2 separate regions of the Mus musculus genome follow, and region 2 is linked to region 1. Evidence: chromatin loops called from intact Hi-C (ENCODE). Cell type or tissue: heart. All regions are shown on one strand.

Region 1 (8,000 bases):
AGTCAGCTAATGGATGGATCATAGGGCTCCCAAAGGAGGAGCTAGAGAAAGTAGCCAAGGAGCTAAAGGTATCTGCAACCCTATAGGTGGAACAACATTATGAACTAACCAGTACCCCGGAGCTCTTGACTCTAGCTGCATATATATCAAAAGATGGCCTAGTCGACCATCACTGGAAAGAGAGGCCCATTGGACTTGCAAACTTTATATGCCCCAGTACAGGGGAACACCAGGGCCAAAAAGGGGGAGTGGGTGGGCAGGGGAGTGGGGGTGGGTGGATAAGGGGGACTTTTGGTATAGCATTGGAAATGTAAATGAGCTAAATACCTAATAAAAAATGGAAAAAAAAAGAAAGAAACCCCAAAGTTTCTGCAAGGCAAAAGACACCGTCAATAAGACAAAAAGACCACCAACAGATTGGGAAAGGATCTTTACATATCCTAAATCAGATAGGGGACTAATATCCAACATATATAAAGAACTCAAGAAGGTGTACTTCAGAAAATCAAATAACCCCATTAAAAAATGGGGCTCAGAACTGAACAAAGAATTCTCACCTGAGGAATACCGAATGGCAGAGAAACACCTGAAAAAATGTTCAACATCCTTAATCATCAGGGAAATGCAAATCAAAACAACCCTAAGATTCCACCTCACACCAGTCAGAATGGCTAAGATCAAAAATTCAGGTGACAGCAGATGCTGGCGTGGATGTGAAGAAAGAGGAACACTCCTCCATTGTGGGTGGGAGTGCAGGCTTGTACAACCACTCTGGAAATCAGTCTGGCGGTTCCTCAGAAAATTGGACATAGTACTACCGGAGGATCCAGCAATACCTCTCCTGGGCATATATCCAGAAGATTCCCCAACTGGTAAGAAGGACACATGCTCCACTATGTTCATAGCAGCCTTATTTATAATAGCCAGAAGCTGGAAAGAACCCAGATGCCCCTCAACAGAGGAATGGATACAGAAAATGTGGTACATCTATACAATGGAGTACTACTCAGCTATTAAAAAGAATGAATTTATGAAATTCCTAGCCAAATGGATGGACCTGGAGGGCATCATCCTGAGTGAGGTAACACATTCACAAAGGAACTCACACAATATGTACTCACTGATAAGTGGATATTAGCCCAAAACCTAGGATACCCAAGATATAAGATACAATTTCCTAAACACATGAAACTCAAGAAAAATGAAGACTGAAGTGTGGACACTATGCCCCTCCTTAGAAGTGGGAACAAAACACCCTTGGAAGGAGTTACAGAGACAAAGCTTTAAGCTGAGATGAAAGGATGGACCATGTAGAGACTGCCATATCCAGGGATCCACCCCATAATCAGCATCCAAACGCTGACACCATTGCATACACTAGCAAGATTTTATCGAAAGGACCCAGATGTAGCTGTCTCTTGTGAGACTATGCCGGGGCCTAGCAAACACAGAAGTGGATGCTCACAGTCAGCTAATGGATGGATCACAGGGCTCCCAATGGAGGAGCTAGAGAAAGTAGCCAAGGAGCTAAAGGGATCTGCAACCCTATAGGTGGAACAACATTATGAACTAACCAGTACCCCGGAGCTCTTGACTCTAGCTGCATATGTATCAAAAGATGGCCTAATCAGCCATCACTGGAAAGAGAGGCCCATTGGACACGCAAACTTTATATGCCCCAGTACAGGGGAACGCCAGGGCCAAAAAGGGGGAGTGGGCAGGTAGGGGAGTGGGGGTGAGTGGGTATGGGGGGCTTTTGGTATAGCATTGGAAATGTAAATGAGCTAAATACCTAATAAAAATGCAAAAAAAAAAAGAAATGTCTCAGTCATTCTGAGCAGGTTATTATTGATAGAGCAGTCCTCAGAATGTACAGTCAGAAAGCATTAAGGGGCCAGTGGAGGCACATACTATTTGAGTAAAAAAGCCTTCTTAACAGAAGCACTTGCAACCCTTTCAATAGCAAAATCAACTCTAATCACATGCAGATTGTTTTGCTATTATTCATAAGAATATTGGTGGAAAACAAGCTCTTGGGTCTTTGGAGAAAGAGCACATATAGGAATAGTTTTAACACTAATGCTTGCATTTAATAAATAATTGAAATGTTATGGGTTTACTGTAAAGAGTTCCCATATTAGAATGACTAAGCTAGACAGAGGAGAAATATTTGAAGTGGTTAGCCATTTTTTTTAGAGAAACAACTGCCCAGTAGAGTGTTGTCTAGATATAAGTGAAAGCCCAGGTATACAGAAAATGAACGTTTCAACAGTCAAACATATCCAGGAGAAAGCAATGCCAGGGGGTGGGGATCATCATACTTTAGTGGGGATATTTAGAACATCTCTTTGGTGATGTACTTCCTGCCTGGAACACTGGGCTCCAACATTCTGTTCTTACCTCACTTCCCCCCTCAGTTCCCTGAGGAATTCAAAGGGTTTGGCTGCCCTGGTTGCTGAGCCTCTAGCAACAGCTGAATCAAGGTTCATATTTGGGTTTCTTCTTGGATAAACACACCTTTTTCCCTTCCTGTCTGAGGTAGGTTCTTCCTTGGGGATGTCCGAGTAAACTAAACCTTAAAACATAGAAAAGTTAGCCTGTATAGACCAACCTGTGCCTTTCTTGTGTCTCCAGCATTCCTCAGCCCTTAGAACTGTTCTTTGAGCTAAACCATCACACTGGGCAATTACTTAAGAAACCTAGAAATTATAACCCTTTTATGTCTGACAGACTGTATGTCACTCTTTGTGAGGGAAGTAGTATACCTCTTAGCTTCACAAACTTTGAAACTTCCTATTTGCCTTGAGATTTCCTCCATCCTCAGTGACACCAAATGATCTCTGTCTGAGGGGCTACTTTAAAACTTCCTCTTGGATGAAGACACAGTCTTCAAGGTCCCAGAGACACCTCAATGTCTACTCACTAAAAGGTTTCTGAAGGATTTAGCTTGAGGATCCTGGTTAGTGTATCTTGAGATGTGCCAAGGTCTTTGAACTTGTGTGACAGTTGGTCCTGTAGATGTGGAGATTCTAGGTCTTTTATCTAAACTACCCTAGAAATAGCCCAGCAGGTCATACTCTACTTAACATGTACACCCCCTTTCAGCACAGCATAGCCATATAGCCATTTCCTAGGTCCCTGGAAACCATCAGTTGGGGAGGGGACTATTAAATCTGTGGCAGTCCTCTCACCAAGTATATATTGGACACACCACATCAAAATCTACACATGATGCAGTGCACTGTACTACAAAATGGTGATCTAAATTCCTTAAAAGGCAGGTACAGGAGAAGTGTATGGGTTCATGGTTTCTCTGTTAACCTTAGCAACCTAGCTATATTCTGTCTCCAGGGGAAAAACTTAAGAGTAGGTAATGAAATAGACACGTGTATTTAAGTTTCAGCAGCGCCCAGAACGGTCTTTTCTTAAAAAGTTTATAGTGTTTATTACTTTACATATACTTATTTACTCATTTACTTACTCTAAGCATCCCCCAATTGTACTCCCCCTTCCTTCTCTCTTCCAAGTCCTCCCCTCATCTAATCAAGGATTGATGATCTCGGGGTGAAGAGGACTACAAGAAATGTTGGCTACCGACTCTTACTGTCTATCTGCAACCCCTTCCTTCACAGGACATTTGGTTTTGTGCTTGAAGAAGACAAGATTGTGTCTTTTCAAAATCACACTGACATGGAAACAGTGAGTTCCTGTGAAAAGATCCCCATGGAAGTGCTTTATGAACCAAAGAATATCTGCAAGGTGAGGGGGCCAATAATGGGGTGGACAGAAGCAGCTGAGTGACCAAGGGCCACTGTAGAATGACTTACCAGAAGGTGGAAATCAGAGGCACTTGGGACAAGGACTACAGTCTCCACTGGACCTCTGTAAGTCTCAGGTTTTCTTTCCATGTATAAATGCTCCATGAGTCCTTCTACAGCCTCCCTGAACACTTCAGATTAGTGATATAGTACTACATTTATTTGGTGACACTCAGTCCCTTGTAAGTGGGGGAGGAGAACACATGAGCAGCATTGAGCATTTCTAGTGGATGGGGAAAAGGCTGTCACTTGCTCAACCCTCATGTTTCCCAGGATCAATTGTGTTGATTCTCTGGTGGACCACAAAGGTCCTCCACCACAGAGGGCATTCTGGGATGAATGGTACACACATCCAGCAGAGCAGTTTCCAGAGTTTTCATTCCCTTCTTTTCTAGGCATTCCAGGATATTTCTACATACTTCTCTGATGAAGAGTGGGTAAAGCTGACTCAATGGCAGAAAAGTGCCTATGTGTACATGAAAAGAAACTACATCAGAATGACTGACCTAGGTAAGATGAAATCTGGGTTCAGACCAGTCTGGTGGTTCCCAGTTTGTTTGCTATGCCTCATCTTCTCAACCTGTAGGAGGGCCCTCTCCCTCAATACCTTTCTTTCCTGAGAAATGTCAAGGTGCTTGTCGAGCCTGCAGCTGCTCTTTTCCACACTTTGCAGAGCTGACAGCATAGATCATAGGCAATAGAGTGCCGGCCTCTTATAGGCCTTAAGATGTGGGCTGTCACCCAGTTCAAGGCACCATTTCCCCTCGTTGTGCTGCCTGTTAAAGAACAAGCACTCTGCTTCCTCTTAGGTGTCACTGTGAACCAACCAGTTTTCATGCGTGGCAAGGAGCAGGCCAAGCAATCCCTGGTCGAAGGCATTGAAATTCATGACAGTGATGGTGAGTGATGAGGGAGGAGCTGTGAAAGTTCACCTTCTCAGTCAAGATGCATGCTAAGTTGTTAGGCAGCTCTTTTCTTGTTCAGATCAGGGTTGTGTGGAACAGAGCTCACTCTGAGGATTATGTAGAAGATCCTGTCATGCACAATTCTAAAACATTATTGTGTAGATTATACTGGATAATAAGTAAATGGCCAATGTGTAACACCTTCAAAGAGAGTCAGAATGCCCTGTGTTCTACCAGCTTGTGAGGGGATGATGCAGTGATGTGGCTTAGCTGACACTTCCTATCCAATCAGAAGGAGACTTCTAAAAGGGCACCTGTCATTGGTCAGATGAAAGAGAGCCAGGCTCCACTAGCTCCTCCTCCATGAATGGGCCCACTCTCCACTCTAGCCTTCCCTAAATCAGCAAGATTCTGAGCCTTTGGAATATTTACTAACAAACAAAACCTTCTGATTTGTCACTATCTGTAGATGAATGCTTTGAAGGATCTTTTGGTGTGACACCGATAAAACGAATGAAGGTAAGTATCAACTCTCTCTTTAGGAGTACACACTGTTTGTCCCTCATTTCATGTCCACATTGGTTTTTTTTAAAGACTTATTTATTATTATATGTAAGTACACTGTAGCTTTCTTCAGACACCCCAGAAGAGGGCATCAGATCTCATTACAGATGGTTGTGAGCCACCATGTGATTGCTGGGATTTGAACTCAGGACCTTCAGAAGAGCAGCCAGTGCTCTTTACCACTGAGCCATCTCACTAGCCAACATTTTTTTCCCATTATTCCGTTCCACATTGTTGAGGACACAATTTTCTTCTTGGTGGTGGATAAGAGTATACATGTATGTTTGATACTTAAAGTGTAATTTTTAATATGCAGCTTCACATGCTGTTTCAAATGCCAATTCTAACTCTATCTTTCATAGAGTTATATATCGTTAGTCCATATAGTTATAGTCATTGAATCTTTGGGTCTGGTTAATTTTGGTGTGTGATGATTTTATTTATTTGCCAAGCACTGTTCTAAATATTATCCAGCAAATTAGATCACCCTATATCAAGTAGCAGAAACACTCCCTGCAGATTACTATTTGCAAAAATGCCTTTTCTCTGATTTCTTTATAGCTGACATCAGTGACAATAAGTATTCATAATGTAGAAGGAAGCCATGACTCTGGAGAGAATGATTCAAACTTGGCAGGTTGGGTCCAATCTACTTCCTATTCCTTAACATAAGTTATTGTTTGTCAACATGGTAGAAATTTAACTCTTTGAGGATTTTATATAATTTATTTTAATCATATTCACACATACCCCCCTTTCATCCAATGAATATAAAAGTTTTTCCTAGCTGTTTTTCACCCAACATCCATACCTTTTTATTGTTATTTTTTTATAAAAAAAACCCAAGGCCAATTTGTGCTATCTACATACTGTGGAATGTAGAACCATCCACTAGAGTATGGTTGACATACCAGGGGGCAAAATTTTAAAATGGACATTTCCTCCCACAAAAGCCACCTTCTGTTAAGAGCACATGAGTTCCCAATCAGTCCATGCCAGAGTATTGGCAGGCTTGATCTTGTGCAGGTCTCATAGGGGCAAAGACATTTACTGTGTGTGTTCATGAGTCTAATAACCATGTCATGTCCCTCAAACACTACATTGCTCTGGTGCGAATGTCTTCTGCCTCTTCAAATCTCTCGATCCCCCTCTTCTGTTATTGAACTTGAGCTTGGGGGGAGAGTGTGTGTGACATGTTTGATGTTTTGTGGGCAATCCATAGACACTTACTTTGTGCAGTCTAACCAGATGGGAGTTTCTGCAGTAGCCACCAATAACTGTACAAAACAACTTCTCTGATGCTGTCTCAGAGCTCCTTTCAACTATGGGTAGAGACATATGAGTTTATAAAACAGTTTATAATACACGCATTTAGCAAAATCATAGGACCGGGTTTCAAAGGGGTCCTGTATAACTACAGGTTCTTGGTCATACTTACAGTACAGGACCTGAGTTTCTCCAATTAGAGCATTTTGTTACTTAGAGTACTGATAATGAGGATTGCCTCAACTGCACTAGATTATTGACCCAAAGAGCAGTTCCACTAGCTTGCTAGCTAACCTAAAGCCCAACCCACTGAAGTGTAGTACAGTCTTCCTTAGTTTTTGAAGCCCAGGTGAAGCTCCTGTCAGTATTCTCTCGCAGAGCTTGCACATTCTTTCATCCTGACACTCACTTTCCACATAGGGATCTCCAGCTGGCCTATGCTCTGTGAAGGGCCCATGCTCTGTTATGGCTACAACTGACAGGGCTTTCATGGTACACCCCTTCCACTATGATCGAGTTCAGGACATATCTATACCTGAGAACTGTCTGCCCCACAGCCCCAAGACAGAGGACCCCCAGGAGGCACCTGATATGGAATGGGGATTTCGACAGCTGCAGGGTCCAGTGTAGTGTAGAGAGAATTCTGGGAGCAGAGGTTAGTGACCAGTGAGGCCCCAAGAAAGGACTGACTGTGTGAAGGGAGGAATCCTGATAGTGCATATGTAGGTGCTTACTATTATCTGAAACTCTAGTTCCAGAGTATCTGACACAGTGTTTCCTCCACAGGCATACCCACATACATGTTCCACATACACAGAGCCATACACAGAAATACAAATGTAAACATACAATAAAAGGCTTTACATTCAGTTTCTGACTTCTTTTAGTTGTACATATACTCCCTCATGCATGACTCAGGAAGGTGAATGAAAGGTAGCTGAGGATTAGTGACTAATGGCACATCTTGGCATATCAACTGAAAGGGTGTAGGCACCAGCTTGCCCAGTTCCACCTGAAGTGCTCTCACCAGCATCACATGAGATACTACCTCTGGCACGAGGTTCTTTAATACCTACATCACTGTCTCCTTTCTTTCTATCCTGTCCACTGCTGCATTCACATGCACACACCACCACGGGGCATTTACATGCACAAACCACCACAGTGCATTCACCTGGACATGCCAGCATGGTGCGTTCACCTGCACAAGCCACCATGGTGCATTCATTTGCACTCACTACCATTGTGTGTTCATTACCTCATGCCACCATGGTGCGTTCATCTGCATGTGGCACCAAGGTGCATGCAGTGCTATCTCCTTCATTCTGTTCACGCTTTACATACTGTGCACACAGTATACCACCAGCTTCTGTGTGCAGCCATGTATTTCATATCCCTGCCTCTCCCAGAGCCTGTGGCTTCTTCCAGCGCTTTTCTTCGCCTAATA
Region 2 (8,000 bases), 130 kb before region 1:
ATCTCAGTCTCGTGAGCCAGCAGTAAAGGCCCAGAGGCTCATGGGAGGGCCAAGCCCTCTTCTTTTCTGATGAGAAAAGCCTTGCACTCATGTACTAACCTCTCCACATTTTAGAAACTAGTGGCATTCAGGTCAATGTTTGGAGCCACCGGCTGCGAGAGAGGAAGTATCGAGTGATATATGAAGAGATTAGTGATCCTGAAGAGGAAGAAGACGATGATTACTGAACCAGTAAGTTGTCCTCTGACGCATCTCACAAACCCAGAACACACAGGTTTCCCATACGGTATTAGACCCTACCCAATCATCCACTTCTAGTCCTTTGGGGTGCAAGTCTGAACCGGAAGCAGTATGTCATGCTTCTGTTACTGTAGTGCTGGGTAGTTTGGAGACCTTCCCTAGCCAGGATGCTATGGGCTTTTAAATCCCAGGTTATCACTCAAATTGTAGGCCATTACTTCCTCTGGTGAGGCAGGCCCATGCTCTAGAAGAGGGTGTGCTTGTGGGACAGAGCTTTGAAGATGGGCAGAAGGAGAGCATGCAGGCTGTGGAGGACAGGTGGAAACAGAGCGCTGAGTAGGTGGTGGCAACTCAGTAGCATGTCTCTCCCTTCTCTTTCTTGTCTCAACCACAGACAGTCGAAATAAGCCCAAGGTGGAAGGATGGAGTGGCGACTCAACATCACAGCTACAGCTTTGAAAGACTAAATATCAGCAGTATAGATACATACATTTATTTATATATTTATTGATGATATACACTTATACCTATATTTATTTATTTATAAAAGTCTCCTGGAATTCTGAGTTAAGCATGTGTCACGTGTTTGTTCTCTTAGCAATTTTGTAGGATGTGCCAAACACTGTTAGGAGTCTTTTTCCGTCGTGCCAAATATTTCCTATTATTATTGTCACAGTATTGAGCCCCACTAGAACTGGTCTTTCTGTGCCAGGCACTCTTTAAACAAAGATCTTTCTGTATGGCAAGCATCTGGTCAGCACTGTGGGTAGTACATGCTAAGTACTCTGTTAGTATTGACTTGATGTGTGACAGACACTCTGGCAGAATACCAATGTTTCAAGCAGGCTAAATGGCTCAGTGATAAAGGGTCCTGCTGTCAGACTTGAGTTCAATCATAAAGAACTACATGGTAGACACAGAGAACTGGCTCCCTCACAGTGTCCTTTGCTATTCACAACTGAACACATCTGTGCGTGCACACACATACACGCATATCCATGCATACAAGCACAAAATAACTCAAAAAACAATTGGAAATATAATAAGCCTATCAACATTCCATTTAGCAAGGCATATACCTAATGCATATTGCTGGTTTTGTGCCCTGTAGTGATATAGGAATCGTGTGTCAGCTATCATTGCACTGAAGCACACTGCCCTCTCCTTCCCTGAGACTGCCAAGCAGCCTTCTATTTGTCTATGGTAACATGTTGTCTGTCTCTCACACACACACATACAAGTCATCACTAGGGACACCTGTTACCTGCCATGCTACACTAGAAATGTGTCTACTTACAACTATCTCGTTTCATTGTTTGGTTAGGATACACTTCCTTCCCTGTTTGCACAAAGGTGACAAATCCAAATTCTGTGATGTGGTAGAATCTGGCTTTGCTTGAACATACATAGGACCTTCATCTACCAAAAAGCCTGAGGCTCAATGTAGACAGATGCTCATATCTATGGAGATCAAAAGTTATTTTTTTTACCCTCTAATTTTAACTTTTTGGGAGTAAGTGTATTATCTGATTCTAGAGATTGAAACCAGGCCGTCCTGCATGTGAGGCAAAGGCTCACCACTGAGCTGCACTGGACTAGTTTTTATTGCTTCATTGTTGACAGAATCCTGAAAGAAAGTCAAGGCAGAACGATTTCTCTGGGGTTACACTTTCAGTGGGCTCAGTTGATAGATGCTTTTTCCATACATGCAGCCTATGAAGGGAGGCTGTTCTTCCCTTCATCTTGGATTAGGGTGTCCAAAAAGGAATATAGGAAAGGCCCAAGGTAGGAAACAGACTCAAGTACATGGTTCTAATGAGCTAATTCCTCAAGCATCCTTGTCTCCCACATGATACCAAGATCATGTGCCATCGCCAACACATTTCTTAGTGATTAGATGAGAGATACCACAACATAATTAATTTCAGAAATGTCATCACACGTCGGAAAATGTGGAACTTTTACTACTATGTCCTAGACTTCTCTGAAACACTCAGACTATCAGAATTAACACACATACTCAGTTGTTTGTGTCATTTCCGGATGAGGTTTCACTAAATCACCCAGGCTGGCATCAAATATCAGTTGTCCTCTGTCAAATTCCAAGTCATCAGGATCAGAGCTTCTCCTGGGCTATAATCAATATCTTTCACTTTATTTTTGTTCACTGATATATGTTCCATTATGCATCCCAGGCTATACTGGAACTCACTTTATAGCCCAATTGTGGTATTTGTGCCCCACCCATCCTCTGGAGTACCTGGCTTACAAGAGTAGACTACTGCACATAGTGTGATTGAATACATTCCAAGTGAGATTAACATTGACCTAGGTCCCTAGAACAGAATTTAGGGAGAAACAAGCTGAGGAAGACAGTAAGGTCATCACAAGGAAAGTGTTGTGAGCAGTACTCACCAAACTCACAATAAAGAATACTCCTCGGGGGCTGGAGAGATGGCTTAGTGGTTAAAGTGCTGACTGCTCTTCCAGAGGTCCTGAGTTCAAATCCCAGCCACCACATGTTGGCTCACAACCATCTGTAATGGGATCTGATGCCCTCTCCTGGTTTGTATGAAGACAACGACAGAGTCCTCTTATACATTGAGATAAATAATAATTGTTGAATAAATACTTCTCTTTAGCCTGGGATATGGTTTACTAGTAAAGACTGACTAACATATACAACAGGCCTAGGGGACAAGGTACCACTGTAGAAAAATAAGATACACCGGCAGAAATTTAGGATTTTATATGAACAGAAATAGATGATAAAGTAGATACTTAACAGAGCCTAAGGGAGGTCTCACAAGTGTAGAACTAGAGCCAAGTCCAAAGTCAGAGCCAAATGGCAGCAAAGGTAGAAGAGCTTATGGAATAGAAGAATTAAGGCTTATATCTGAAGGACATAGATAGTACAAATGAGACCTAGGGTTCTGGACCACTGCAGGCAAGGGACACATAACCTGTGTTGGTATGATAAAGGTTTCAGTCAGGTCTAGAACTATTATTAGTGTTCCACGGTCGATGTTATGAGGTGAGCTATGTCATGTGCCCATTTCACATAGAACTCGTATGTAGGAGCCATAATGCCCCATGTAACTCTCCTAGGGATGATGGAGGTAATGTGTGTTCCTATGCATATGGCTCTGATGAACAGAACTATAGAGAGGGAAGAGACAGGAGGCCTCTGCTTCACCACTATGTGAGGATGCAGAGAGGTTTCAGAGGTGCTGATAAATGGATGTGTTCAACAAAACAAACCAAATGCAGAAAGAGATGGTTCAGGGTTAACTTAAATGAGTAACCATGTTTAAATTTGTGTCTTGTGTAATTTTGCATTTGGGGGGCATTAAATTGGAAAGGGTATCATAAAGGAGAGGTGGAGTCCTTAAAGAGGTACAAAGAGTAACGTTGTGTACACGGGCCAGGAAAGTAGTTACAGGGACAATCAGGGAGAAAGATGGGGACTAGTAAGATGGGAATATGGGTTGGGACAAGGTTTGGGAATATGTCATCATGAAACCCATTACTTTATATGCTGCCTTAAAACATCAAAGAAATAAATTCTTGAGGATGAAATGTGAAGAGAAAATAGTCTACTTTTGAAGCAGAATCAGTGGTCCTCCGTTGGAGGAAGAAAATTTTATATTTAAGGAAAACTGGGAGTCATGAATGGAAGTTGGAAGCTGGCTGTTCTTGTCACTCTCTAGAAGTGTCCGTACCATGTCATCTGTCTCACTATCACTCACTGAATGGCCATCAGAACAATAAAACATGCCACGTACTGAAGATCAAGCCCAAGGCAAATGCTAATATTGGCGGTCTAATGCTTTCCAGCTGCAGTAGCATGTTCAGAGGAATGTGGGATGGACCTTGTGGTGCAGGGTTCTGAAAATACACCCTCTAAACCATTTTGATTTACAGTCATGCTAAATGGAAGGCTACCACCCATAGCTCAATTCATTTATGCATATTTACGTGTTCTTCATATGTTCCTATAAGAATTAAAATGTATATGATTTGTTATGAACATACTAGGACTCCCAAAATAATAACTATTTGTTAAAATACGAAATACACATTGAATACAACTGATATGGTCCAAGTGCCAGCTGAGACATTTAGAAGTTCTGTATGCAAGTTATCCAGAATTCAAGCTGTGTTTGTACCTGAATTTTGCTTCCTCCTATCTTCAGATGCTTCACCCAGATGCTCTTCACTTCTCACTCTTAGAGTGTCTGGACCAGCCCCGTTCCACAGAAACTCCTTGAGAGTCTCTTAGCGTGGAGAATCTGGTTCTAAGTCACTACTTTCACCCAGCTCAATGAGCAAAATAGCTTTAGGAAGCAGCCGGTAGTCTGACAATGACACAAAGTTTAGTGTCTCTTGGAATGAGAGAGACTGAACATAATGAATAGAATGCAAATATTTCAAGCAACAAATGAATCATTAGAGGTATTACAGGGGATGTTAACAGGTGAAATTTATAAGTTCCCTGCTCTGCTACATCATCCTAAATAGTTCAGCTTGTATAAATCCACGTATTACTGGAGTATATAGGTGGATGTACCTACTTCTAAGACAGAATTTCTGAAGCTCTGGGTTATAGCTGGTGTGGCCTGGATAAGTCTTTTAGTGAGAAGCTATTTGTCCATTTTAGCATGGTCCCTGAGGCTTAGCAGGTTTAGCAGTGTCCATTAGTTATCGGCAAATAGACAGCATCCTAATTGTGGCAAGAAGGGCCAAATGTCAAGAAGAGATGATGGTAGCAGTAAACATTCATTATTGATGATGACAATCAGGAAAAGGCACCACTTTTGTGTATTTTACATGGAAGTTGGAAGCTGGCTGTTCTTGTCACTCTCTATAAGTATCCTTACCATGTCATCTGTCTCACTAACACTCACTGAATGGCCATCAGAACAATAACTCATGTCACGTACTGAAGATCAAGCCCAAGGCATTACAATCTTGCTAGTGTATGCCATGGTATCAGTGTTTGGAGGCTGATTATGGAATGGATCCCCGGGTATGGCAGTCTCTAGATGGTACATCATTTTGTCTCAGCTTAGAGACACTTCTAAGGTACCCATGATTCTAGTTCAATCCCTTAGCAATGTCCTTAAAGGAAACAAATGTAAACCATGTGTTGACCAAAATATCTTGAAGATAAGTGACTACCTGGGTGTGATGTTTTGTATATTTTTGGCACAGGGAGTGGCACTATTAGAAGGTGTGGGTGGCTCTGTTGGAGTTGGTGTGACTCTGTTGGAGTAGGTGTGATCCTATTGGAGTAGATGTGTCACTGTGGGCATGGATTTTAAGACTGCCTGGAAGCCAGTCTTCTGCTAGCAGCCTATGGATGAAAATGTTGAACTGTCAGCACCTCTTGCAACATGCCTGCCTAGATGCTTACTTGCTCCCTCTTTGATGACAATAGACTGACCTCTGAACCTGTAAGCCATCCCCAATTAAGTGTTGTCCTTTTTAGAGGTACCTTGGTCATGGTGTCTGTTCACAGTAGTAAAACACTAACTAAGACTTTGGTTGGTACCGGGAGTTGGGTATTGCTGTGATAAGCCTGAACATGTGTTTGTTTGGAAGAATGTAGATTCTGGGACTTTGGATTTGGAGAGCAATGGAATGCCTTAAGTGGGGCTTCATGGGCTATCCTAGAAGGAATATGGAAGACTCTGCTGCTGTGAGTGGTTTGAACTGTGAGGACTGGGCCCAAGAGGTTTCAGTGGAGAAAAAAATTCAGTATGTGGCTCAGACACTGTTTCTGTGGTATTTTGGCGAAGAATGTGGCTGCTTCTTGCCATTGTCCAAAGAGTCTGTCCTGTCACTAAGGTGGAGAAATTTAGCTTAATTGCTTTGAAACAGGAAGTCTCAAAACAGCCTGATGTAAATTCTGTTGTGTGATTACTAAAGTTCTCTCTTGTGAAGAGCATTTTAGTGAAAAGGAGCTAGTTGAGAAAGGAAAGAAACAAAACATATGTTTCAAGAGTCCAATTAAAGGGGCACCAGGAAGTAGAATGGAGCTGAATCCTGTGTTCTAGAAGATACCACATTAAGAGAGTGTGACTTTGGGGCAAGATGCTACCCAGCTACTCTTAGATCCAGGCTTGGTGGTATACACCTTTAATCCATAGACAAAGGAATTCAGGTCTCTAAACTCAAGGTCAATCTATAGAACAGCCAAGTTTAGGAAGAGCAGCAGGTGACAAGAAAGAGAAGACCCTCATTCTAGCTGCCTGGAGGTGAGTCTTCCATTCGCAGCCTCCAGTTGAAGATGTAGAATCCTCAGCTGTTTCTGCACTATGCCTGCATGGATGCTGCCCTGTTCCCACCTTGATGATAATGGACTGAACCTCTGAACCTGTAAGCCAGCCCCAATTAAGTGGTGCCCTTTATAAGAGTTAACTTGGTCATGGTGTCTGTTCACATTAGGAAAATCTTAACTAAGACACTTGCCGTGTTCCACATGGGCCTCTCCTATTCCTACTGGTCAACCTCATGTCTATACACTCAGGATCTACCTTCTCTATGGTGGCTCACAACCCCTCCCACGTGTTCTTCTTTCTTCTTTCATCACGGTCTTCGACTGAGACTTCAAGTTAAGGAACTCTGCTCCTTCTCCTCTCACCTGTCCAGCTCAGGCCTTAGGCATCTTTATTAAGCAAACATGGATAACTTGGTGTGGCAATGTTTATAAAACAAAAGCTGGTGTACATAAGGATCTTCTTGTTTTGGAGAAGCCAGATCTTGGGGTACAGAATTTAGCATTTGCATACAAACAGCACCAGACCAACCCACTACACAAAGGCATAATGTCATTTCTTCTTAAAATTGAATATATGTCTGAGATGAAACAAAATTCTTTTTGGGTCAGATGCATTTATGTGTACAAAGTTCAAAAACAAAAGTGTCTTTTGGTGGCTGTGTTAGTTTCTGTCACTGTGAAGAGACACCATGACTAAGGCAACTCTTGTATAGGCAAACACTGAATTGGGGCTAGGTTACAATTTTAGAAGTTTATTTCATTGTCATAATGGCAGGAAACATGGTAGGACACAGGCAGATATAGCAGCTAGAGAAGGATCTGGGAATTCTACATCTTGATCCATAGGCAGAGTGGTACAAGGAGAGGGAGAGGAGAGAGAGAGGAGAAAGACAGAGACTGCTGAACACTGAACTGCCTTGAACTTTTGAAGCCCTAAGCCCCCAGTGACACATCAACTCTAACAAGGTCATACCACTCAATCCCTCTCAAGTAGTCACTGAATATGCAAATCTATGAGCCTACAGGGACCATTCCCATTCAAACCAGCATGGTGGCTAAGCAAACAGCCCAGAGCAAGCTAAGGAAGGCAACTTGGTCACATGGGAGCAGTTGCATGATTCTAGCCAAACTACAAGGCAACCTTCCTTAAGGTCATTGGGTAGAGAACCCATGTAGTGCCATGAGCCTCAAAGATGTGAAGTAAGAAGAGAAGTAGACTGGAGCTTTTGCAGAAGAAACAATTATTCCCCATCCTTGTTTGTAGCTTTGCTCTCTTGCTACTTTGCAGGTTCTTCTCTCCCCCTTTCTTGCAAACATCAGCCCTCCTCTCAGTTTCCAGGCCAGTCCCTTCCAAAGTGTGTCTTCACTGCTCCTCCCACAGTTCCCCAACAGTGAGCTAAAACAGCCCCATCTCCCACTTTCCCCAACACTAGCAGCTCCAAACGCCTACCAGGGTTATAGTCTATCTGCTAAGCTC

What was found. Hi-C counts contacts between places; a loop is a spot of excess contacts. Peaks named below come from ENCODE experiments on the same cell type or tissue, not always from the same donor. Only the 100,000 strongest peaks of a DNase experiment are listed, where the experiment ranks them.
Region 2: it touches region 1 in a loop (10-fold over the local background); 9 of 42 quality-filtered maps call a loop at or near these places.

Annotation. Positions count from the first base shown.
Region 1 is chrX:8,543,941-8,551,940 of GRCm38, reverse strand. Ssxb6 (synovial sarcoma, X member B6) reads left to right here and starts at 3,686. Exons shown (of 6, transcript NM_001205108.1): 1 at 3,686-3,759; 2 at 4,214-4,328; 3 at 4,628-4,717; 4 at 5,193-5,242; 5 at 5,849-5,924. The coding sequence starts at 3,691. In heart, no CTCF peak of the experiment used is centred here; no DNase peak of the experiment used is centred here.
Region 2 is chrX:8,677,558-8,685,557 of GRCm38, reverse strand. Ssxb8 (synovial sarcoma, X member B8) reads left to right here. Exons shown (of 6, transcript NM_001081565.3): 6 at 115-227. The coding sequence ends at 227. Among named protein-coding and RNA genes, the nearest start is that of Ssxb8, 9.3 kb to the left of the region's middle. In heart, no CTCF peak of the experiment used is centred here; no DNase peak of the experiment used is centred here.